Regions from separate parts of the Homo sapiens genome. Here all the other regions are linked to region 1. Evidence: chromatin contacts called from ENCODE Hi-C or POLR2A ChIA-PET data. All regions are on one chromosome and are shown on one strand. Each heading gives the region's core, a stretch centred on a gene start or an enhancer-like site at or near the end of the contact. The rest is flanking DNA. Distances are from core to core; before and after follow the strand shown.

Region 1 (3,160 bases), core at 236-2,735:
TCAAGTAGAACTTATATATTCTCTCCCGTTTTAACATTCTAAAACAAATTAATGTTAATCAATCCACCTTAATTTGTCAAGTTCAAGTCCGTCTTGCCAAAACTAATTCAGGTACATGGTAAAATTTACCAGATTTTTAAAGATAAAATAATGAATTGCTTTTCCTATTTTTGCCTGTTTTATCTATAAATCTCTTACATTATAATTTAATAGCTCATCCTGCCGCAAATAGAAAGCCTATAAAACCTATCCACAATAGCTATGTCCACAGGGATCTAGTAAAAAAAAAAAATCGTAGTTCTTAATTCAAGGAAGCTTATTTAATAAGTTTCATTACCACCAATACTTCAAAGACACCAATAACCAACACGTCATTTGTTCCTATTGCATAATTTAACAGGTTATTAACTTCTGGTATAATCCAAAAGCATAATTAGTAAACTATCATTAAAACATGATATTGCTTTTTTAAAAAATCAGAAATATTAACACCTTTCACTGCGTCAGTCAAATCAAAATTTCAAAATTTTTGTTCAACTGACTTTCCAAATCTAAATTCTTACTATTCTAAACGAGTATGGAGACAAAACACACACTCCATACTACATCTAAAAACTTCCTAGCCATCAGATTTTAATTTTAGCATAAACTGCCAAGAAAAACCTTTTGACCGAAACCTACATTCCGTACACATTACTGTATGTCAATCAACAGAAGGTGAGTTATGATCATTAGAAAGTTACATAATTTACTACAAAGATCGTTTAAAGCAAACTTCATTAAACGTAGGTTATAACAATTTACATGCTTCAAAGTTCAACGTGCAACCTTAAAGTATCAGAAACCATGAACAAAACTAGGCTTTTCTTTTAAAGTGGTCACAAGGAAGCAGGAACTGTTTGCGTGTTTAAGAACGCAATGAGCAGCAGAATACCAGCAGCTGAGTCAGGCAGAGGAACGCTGACTACATTCTGACTTCTAAAGGAAAGCGTTCCCTCGCCGATTTCCCAGACCCGGCCGGGAGAGTCCCGCGCGTCGCGACCTCGGAGAGAGGGCGCAGGGGGCAGACGACTCCCCGCCGCGCCCCCTGCACCTCGGGCTCGGCTGGCTGTGGCCCGCGCCAAGGTGCATGCCCAGCCAAGCAGAAGGAGCGGGCACCGCGCAGGCAGCGTTGCTCCGAGGGACAAAGGTTGGGCTCACACCCTCCACGGCCGCAGCTCGCGCGCCTGAGGAAGCCCGCCTGGCTGCCAGGGGTCTCCCGCTGGCCGGAGTTTGCGCAGCGTGTGGGGGAAGGGGAGCCCGGCCGCCCGCCCCTCCCCCGCCGCGCTCCCAGGGACCTGTTGATTAAGATCTCTACAGCCCAGCCGCCGCCGATCCGCCTCTTACCTCCACGCCTCGGCTCCGCGGAGCCTCCCGCCCCGGCCGCTCCTACGCACTGCAGAAGCGACAGCCCTCCGGCGGCCCTTGAAATTCCGGATAAAGAATCCAGAAACTCCCGACTCCCCACCTCAGAATCCTTAGTCCCCGCCCCCGCCCCACCGCCTGCCTCCTCCGTCGCCGCCGTCACCGCCGCAGCCGCCAGCAACTCCACTTCTAGACCGCGCGAGACCGGCCCCTGCGGCCGCCGCGAGACCGCGCACGCGCCCCCGGGACTCTGGCGCAGTGGGCGCGCGGATCCGAGTCCCACCCCGCCCGTGAGAGGCTGGCGCGGCTTGCCCAATCCCGAGCCGGAGCGGAGAGAGCGCCCGCTCATTGGTCCTCTCCGCAGCTCCAGCCGGGTGCGCGCAGTCGCGCGCCTCTAAGTCTAAAACGCGGACTGCTCCGGGCTAGCTGGCCCGGTAGAGCCCCTTCGGGATTTGGCCGGCGGGCTTTGTGGGGACGCGAGGCTTCCCTGGGTTTCTACATCCCTTGGCTCTTGTCTCTGGATGACGTATCCTGAAGAAAATCTGATTCCTCTTGAAGAGATTCCTCATGTCCTGTCAAGTTAGTCACCCAATCTAACATTTGTTTTTTTTAAAAAATGACATAAACACCTGGATGTGTGCAGTGTCCCGCAGAAGACTGCATAAAGCCAGCAGCTGCACTGATTTCTGAAAACCAGAAAGCAAGGATAGCAAGGACTAGAACTATTTCCCAGAAGTCTCCCGAAGGGACAGAGTTACGCAGATCAGCCCGTGCTCCGGGCATGGCTGGCGCCCTCGGGACCTGGATGTGCCACCCTTGGAATGGGGCAGGACTCAGGCGGGTGCGGGCGGAAGTCAGAGCAGATTGGAGGACGTTCTAAGGAGAAACACCAGCAATGTGTCTCGACACTTGCAATAAAAGCCCTCGGATGGTCTCTGTCTTGACAGTACCTTCCGAGCAAGCCCATTCCACATTTGAACACTTGCAAGGTTTGTTAATCGACCTCTCCTTCTATGAGGCCAAACTATGCCTGTGACTCCAGCCCGGGGGCACAGTTTCCCCCAGGGGCACAGTCCTCCCTCAAAGCCTTCGTATATGCCATTTCCATTTCTCTCGGTTTTCCTCATTTTGTCCCACGGTGTTTTTCCATCTCGCAATGTCCTCAGGTCCTGATTTTCAAGCTCTTTCACATTCTTCCCCATTACGCTCCTCTGGACAGCCTATGGGTTGTGGTGTCCCTCACTAAGGACACTGTGATGGCCTGAACGAAGCAAACCGTTGTTCCTGGTGGTGAAGATCTTTGGGGATGCCTACCCTTCCCAGATTTGTTATCCTTCTCAAATCTGATCAGCATTCTGTCCAAGTGTTTAATAAGACAGAGCGGAGGACAGAACTCTGCTGCATGCCACTAAAGACCTTAATGCTCCTGCCATCAAAAATTTCTCAGTAGGCTTCGAATACAGGTGGACGACACAACCGAACTGTCTTCTTGGCCCATATTCCTCCATAAAGATGCCATGAGAACTGGTGAAATGCCTAACTGAAATCCAGATAAAGTCTCCAGGATTCCTAGAAACTACTAGCCATACCCCAAAAGAAAAAACGGTTACTGTGTGTGACTTACTTCCTTTTCTAAGTTCTTTTGTTTTTGTTTTTGTTTGAGACGGAGTTTCGCTCTTTTGCCCAGGCTGGAGTAAAGTGGCGCAATCTCGGCTCACTGCAACCTCCGCTCCCCGGGTTCAAGCGATACTCCTCC
Region 2 (2,917 bases), core at 383-2,882, 290 kb before region 1:
TGAATATTCAATGATGTACACCATTTCATATACATCAGAGTATATCTGAAGGATAAAGTCCCAGAAAATGGAATTTAGGGGTAAATGATGTACACTTTAAATTGCCAGACATTTCTTTGGATTTTTTTTTTTCTATCAGGAATGGGAGGAACATGCTCTCCCCTACAGCTGGTGACTTCTGAAGAGGGCAGAAGAGGCTCCACATTTTTTCAGCTTAGTTGTTAGTTTCAATGAGTTTGGGGCCACAGGCTGCACCCCACAATTGCCCAACTCTGAGCAGGCCCCCTCAGCAGTCTATGGGAAGGTGGTAGAAGTGGACTGAACCATACGTTAGGAATTTAGGAGGCTTGGGTTTCAGTTATGGCTCTTCCACTTTTTAGCTATGTGACCATGGGCATATCACAACAATTTTTTTTTTAACAGACAGGATCATCAGCCTCCCAAGTTAGCTGGGACTACAGGCCCACACCACCACACCCAGCTAATTTTTAAATTTTTATTTATTTGTAGACACAGGGTCTCCCTATGTTGCCCAGGCTGGTCTTGAACTCCTGGCATCAAGCTCTCCTCCTGCCTTGGCTTCCCAAAGTGCTGGGATTACAGGCATAAGCCACTGCAACTGGCCTAAATCACAACTTTTCAGAGTCCCAGCTTCCTCCTTTGGAAAAATGGGGCCAATAATATGCAGAAACACTAATACCGATGTTCTATAAAGCGTTCAGTGATGGTACTAGCCCTATACACAGTGTCTGTCACATAGAAGACAGTCCAAACAGTTTGATGAAGGAACTGATAATTCTCCCACTGAATTTTTTAAATGGTCTTTCAAGTGTTTTACCTGAACCAAGGCTCTGTCTTGGAAGAGTTTTATGAGGTGGATTCATAGTAAAAGCTATGGAGGAGATATCCTGGCAAGCAGAAATCCCACAAGGAGAGGAGTTTCCTTCCAGATGAGGCTCTTCACCGCCTCTGCCACCCCCACTAAGGCCCCTGGTTCCTGGTGACCGAGTCCTCGCTAAGACTCCTAGGACACAATGCTCTGTGTCATTCGGCGCCCAACCTGTTTTCTTTTCTGCTTGAATGACCTGCTCCTAGGAGTCGAGCCTGAGCCATAGGGTCCCAAAGACAACACTCAGAAATCACAGAAGAAATAACCTGAGGTGAGATGGGGAGGGGTGCGGGAAGGGGTGAAAGGGAGCGAGCACCGATAGCAAGGTGGCAGCCTGCACGTCCGCTCCGAGGGCCCTTCCCAGGAGCGGCTGGATCTGACCGATCCCCAAGTCCAGGTACTCCCGGGGGAGGCTCCTCCTGGCCTCGCGGCGCGAGTCCCCTGGGGCGCCCGGCTTCCCAAGCCAGACCCGCGCTCCAGCGCTCCCCGCCGCTGGGAGCTCGCTTCCAGGTAGGGAGGCACCTGCTCCGGATCGTCCTCTGGGCCCGAGGGGCCGTCCCCCGCGCGCAGCCTGACGCCCTCCGCCGCGGCGCAGCCCCAGCCCACCACAGCGGCGGGAGCGCGGGTCGCTCACCTCCAGCGAGCTCGCGGCCGTCCCCGCCGCGCACTGGGCACACGGGCGCCCTCGGGCCGCCGCCGCAGCCGACCTTGCGTCGCTCTCGCCGGAGTCCCGGGCTGCCGCCGGTTCTCCCCTCCCCGGCAGCAGGGGTCGTGGGCTGCGGGGCGGGGCGAGGCTGGAGCGGGAGGGGTGCCCGCGGGCTCGCTGCACAAAGCCCGGCCGAGCCTTGCTGCGCCCCATTCAACGCTCCGCCGGGCGCCCTCCTCCCCTCGGCTCCCCGCCCGCTCCTTAAAGGCAGAGCGCTGGGCTCAGCTCTCCAGGCAGCTCGCGGAGAGGCACAGGAAATGACCTCAGCAGGCTCCAGCCTCCCACTTCTCCGCACCGCTGGGCTCGTCCCTGGGGCGGCAGGGAGGGCGGCGGGGTGTCCCGGGCGCCGGCCCGGAGCTCTCCGAGGAGGCCGCACCAGCTGCCGCAAGGGGTGGCCAGAGCGCCCCGGGGATCTGCTTGACCCCAAATAGCGGGGGACCCTCGCGGGCTGCGGGACAAGACCAGACCGTCTCCGCCAAAGGTTCCAGCATTCTCCTGGCCACCTGTGGGAACTGTAACGTCTGGATATTTGGAACAGAAGTCCATATTTCAGTCTGGCAGACCAAATGTTCTGAGTTGCAATTTGCAGGAGAAAAAGAAAAAATAAGTTACGACAGCCCAGAGAGTAACTTACTTGCTTATTTTCTGGTCTCGCTATGTTGCCCAGGCTGGACTCGAACTCCGGAGCTCAAGTGATCTTCCCGCCTGGGCCTCCAGGCCGGCTTATGTATATGTTATTTTAAAGGAGGGCCCAGGAGGACCCTGGCTGCCAGGCAGTTTGCAGGGCAGTCATCAGCGTGCCCATGTGCTCCTCGTTCTCAGACATTTGCAGATCTCAGATCGCCCAAAGCAATCTCATACCCAGAGGGGTTGGAAAACTCAACATTTGGCTAGGTGAGCCTGGAGTAAAGAAGATGCAAATAGAGACCATTGCAGGGAGGGATCCACACTTCAAAACAGAGCCTTCTTCCTCAACCCTGCAGGCTCTCTGTCAGTGAAGGACTGAACAGAAGCAAAATACCATCAGCGCCTGTTTCTCCAAATGGTCCTTGGAAGACTCATCCCAGGCACCATGAAGAACACCCCCACCCTGGGTTTGAATCTGAATCTCTAACTAAAGTACCCCAGGCCATTCTCACGTAGAAGTTTTGAGAGCCCAGACACTAAGGAAAGCTGGTAGTGCAGGAGGCCAAACGTGAGAATTTAACTGGGCCAATGGGACTTCAATGGCTGAACTTGCAAACAGCTTTATAGCTCGTGGGGATTGGGATAGATTAGCCCCATTTTGTGGGACAATGCTCAGGCTATCCACTTCAACATTC
Region 3 (2,911 bases), core at 412-2,911, 360 kb before region 1:
AGACTTAAAGCTGGTGAGACCTTTATGCCATGGATCTTTTTTTTTTTTTAAATGAATATAGACACAGTCTTGCTCTGTTGCCCAGGCTGGTCTTGAACTCCTAAGTTCAAGTGATTCTCCTGCCTCAGCCACCCGAACAGCTGGGATTACAGGCATGCTCCACCATGCCCAGGTAATTTTTTTGTATTTTTAGTAGAGATGGTTTCACCATGTTGGCCAGGCTGATCTTGAACTCCTGACCCAAGTGATCTGCCCTCCTCAGCCTCCCAAAGTGCTGAGATTACAGGCATGTGCCACCATGCCCAGCCCATCACAAGTGTTTTGACAGTCCACATAGCCACTCCTGGGCCACATCAGAAGTAAAAATGGAACTCATAGGCCACTATTACTCATGAGTTTAGTAATTTTATTATCCATTTCTTCTGCATCTCCCGCTCCTGCTTAATTCCCAGCCAGGTCTTGCCTGTCTACCACGGTCCAAGCAGTCATTTGGGAGACAGAACTCCCAGGCAGTGAAATCCAAACTCCTTACCAGACCCTACAAGACCCTCTTGGATCTGACCCCTACCTGCCTCCCCAGCTTCCAACTGTTTTCCCCACACACCAACCTTTCTCGCCTTTTGATTATTTCATTAAGCCAAGCTTGTTCCAACTTCGAGGGGTTTGCCTTTCCTGGTCTTTCTTTCTGGCAAATTCCTCCTCCAGAGCTCCTTCAGTCCTGTCTGGCTCGTCACCCTTGTAACTCAGTGTCCTCTTACTTAGAGACTTCGCCTGACTGCCCTATGTAAAGTCCTCAGTCCATCCCTGCCAGTCAGCATAGTATTGCCAACGATACTCTCTTATTTCCATATTGTCTCCTACTAGAAAGGAAGCTGCCCGAGGGCAGAGACTGTCATCAACATCGTTCACTGCTGCATCCTCAAGCACCTCAAACTACCCGGCACAGGAAAAGAGTAAGTGAAATGAATACCCGTGGGCTCTCCTTGCGGCTCACTCTGGCTTAGAGAAATCGGCTTGCCAAGCAAAAGCATGATTAAAACTGTGGGTTTGGGCTGGGTGCGGTGGCTCACGCCTGTAATCCCAGCACTTCGGGAGGCCGAGGCGGGCGAATCACCTGAGGTCAGGAGTTTGAGACCAACCTGGCCAACATGGTGAAACCTGTCTCTACTAAAAATACAAAAATCAGCAGGGCGTGGTGGCGCGCGCCTGTAATCCCAGCTACTCAGGAGGCTTAGGCAGGAGAATCGCTTGAACCCGGGGGAAGCAGGTTGCAGTGAGCCGACGTCGCGCCATTCCGTCTCAAAACAAAAACAAACTGTGGGTTTGTTTTGAGACAGGGTCTTGCTCTCTCGCACAGGCTAGAGAGCAGGGGCATGATCTCCGCTCACTGCAACCTCGACCTCCCAGGCTCAAGCGATCCTCCCGCCTTGGCCTCCCAGTGCTGGACTACAGGCCTGAGTCAACGCGCCCGGTCTAAAAACGATTTTAATCTTTCCACTTAACTATTGCCCCGACGAGGTTTTTTCGAAGACAGTCAAGGCCGGCCCGGAAGAACGCACAACCATCAGCCCCCAGCAGAGCTCTCGGCGCGCAACTGAGGCTGCGCAGGCTTAGGGCGGGGCGTGGTGACGCGGCTGCCGGAAGCGGGTCTGGAGCGGGCGAGACGGCCAGGGCCGGCGAGCGCAGTGCAGCGCCGCGCGGTGCGGGCGGCCGAGTGGGGGCGTCATGGAGGATGAGCGGAGCTTTTCGGATATCTGCGGCGGCCGCCTGGCGCTGCAGCGCCGCTACTACTCCCCGTCCTGCCGGGAATTCTGCCTCAGCTGCCCTCGGCTCTCGCTGCGTTCGCTCACCGCTGTCACCTGCACGGTGTGGCTGGCGGCCTACGGACTCTTCACCCTCTGCGAGGTAATGGCAAGTCGGCCCCTCCCCGCGCTCGAAGGAGGGGGTTCGGCTTTGGGAGGGTCTTTGGGGTCTTTGGTCGAGCCCGGACCTCTGGTCGGCCCCTCCTACAGTGATAGGACAGGAGGGCGGGAACTCACGGGTTCTGGGGACGATATTCCGCTGCTGGACAGCTCTTTAAATGACGTTTAGTGAAATGTGTGCTCCTGGATAGTACATTCCCCTTCCGTGGCTGTGCTCTGCTCCGTGGGTTCACTCAGCATACATCTAGTTCTTGCGCGACGGCCTAAAACTTTAACTGCCATGTGTTCTATGTAGTATAGGCGCGCAGTAATTTAATTCCAAGAGTTCAAGGAACTACTAAGTGGGTCTTCCTCGTCCATCCCTTCTGCTCCTCAAAGTAGTACTGCTAACAATACTTTACGTAGACTTCCACAAACTGTCTTTGCCTCCACAAGTGTGTGTGTTTATCTGTGTGTATAGATAGAGTGTTATAGTTCTTCCTAATCTCTGTTTTTCAAGGGAGTTTTTTAACCCTCCCTCCTCCCAAACCCTTCCCCAATTTCAAGTACTTTCTAAAGGTTTATGAAATTTTGGACGTGTGTGATAGCTGTGCTCAATTTCCAGATTCATTCCTGTTTTCTCTGAGCCTCAATTTTCTACATCTCTAAAATAGAATTCATGCCTGCCATACCAGCTTCATGATATTGTGAGGGTTAAATGCAGTAACTTTGTGACAGCTCTCAAATAAAAAGAATTATCCTAATTTTCAGGATAAGTTCTAGTTTCATATGTAGTGCCTGAATTGAATGTATTATCCCAGAAGTGATCTAATCAGAGCTAAGTACAGCAGGGCTATTTATTTTTGTAACTTGGATATTGTTTCCATTACTGCATCCATTCGCTTTTTTGCTGTCAAAGCGTGTTTCAGAGCATGGTAATTTAGCATAGAAATATGCAGAATTAAGACTGCCCTAATTGCAGGAAACTATCTAACTATCTAAACCGTATG

What was found. Hi-C counts contacts between places; a loop is a spot of excess contacts on that map. ChIA-PET counts read pairs that join two places held with the same protein, here RNA polymerase II (POLR2A). Pooled maps may share reads with other maps.
Region 2: a pooled map shows a loop between it and region 1 (2.1-fold over the local background). The contact joins the promoter of PLEKHH1 here to the promoter of PALS1 in region 1. A Hi-C loop is called at or near these places in 1 of 50 pooled maps. POLR2A ChIA-PET finds 5 or more read pairs at or near these places in 3 of 52 experiments (B cell, T-cell and activated T-cell).
Region 3: a map of naive thymus-derived CD4-positive, alpha-beta T cell shows a loop between it and region 1 (8-fold over the local background). The contact joins the promoter of PIGH here to the promoter of PALS1 in region 1. A Hi-C loop is called at or near these places in 1 of 168 maps with a recorded cell type or tissue (naive thymus-derived CD4-positive, alpha-beta T cell), 4 of 37 single-sample maps with no recorded cell type and 13 of 50 pooled maps. POLR2A ChIA-PET finds 5 or more read pairs at or near these places in 1 of 52 experiments (naive thymus-derived CD8-positive, alpha-beta T cell).

The regions. Positions count from the first base shown.
Region 1 is chr14:67,239,760-67,242,919 of GRCh38, reverse strand. It overlaps PALS1 (protein associated with LIN7 1, MAGUK p55 family member), which reads right to left and starts at 1,485. Exons shown (of 15, transcript NM_022474.4): 1 at 1,387-1,485. LOC124903330 (a long non-coding RNA gene) reads left to right here and starts at 1,511. Exons shown (of 2, transcript XR_007064217.1): 1 at 1,511-3,160. It also overlaps a transcript of GPHN not described here. RefSeq lists a silencer at 904-1,873 and an enhancer at 1,854-2,133.
Region 2 is chr14:67,532,005-67,534,921 of GRCh38, reverse strand. PLEKHH1 (pleckstrin homology, MyTH4 and FERM domain containing H1) reads right to left here and starts at 1,632. Exons shown (of 29, transcript NM_020715.3): 1 at 1,524-1,632. It also overlaps a transcript of GPHN not described here and a transcript of TMEM229B not described here. RefSeq lists a silencer at 1,539-2,008.
Region 3 is chr14:67,599,018-67,601,928 of GRCh38, reverse strand. It overlaps PIGH (phosphatidylinositol glycan anchor biosynthesis class H), which reads left to right and starts at 1,661. Exons shown (of 4, transcript NM_004569.5): 1 at 1,661-1,905. The coding sequence starts at 1,726. It also overlaps a transcript of GPHN not described here. RefSeq lists an enhancer at 1,664-1,983.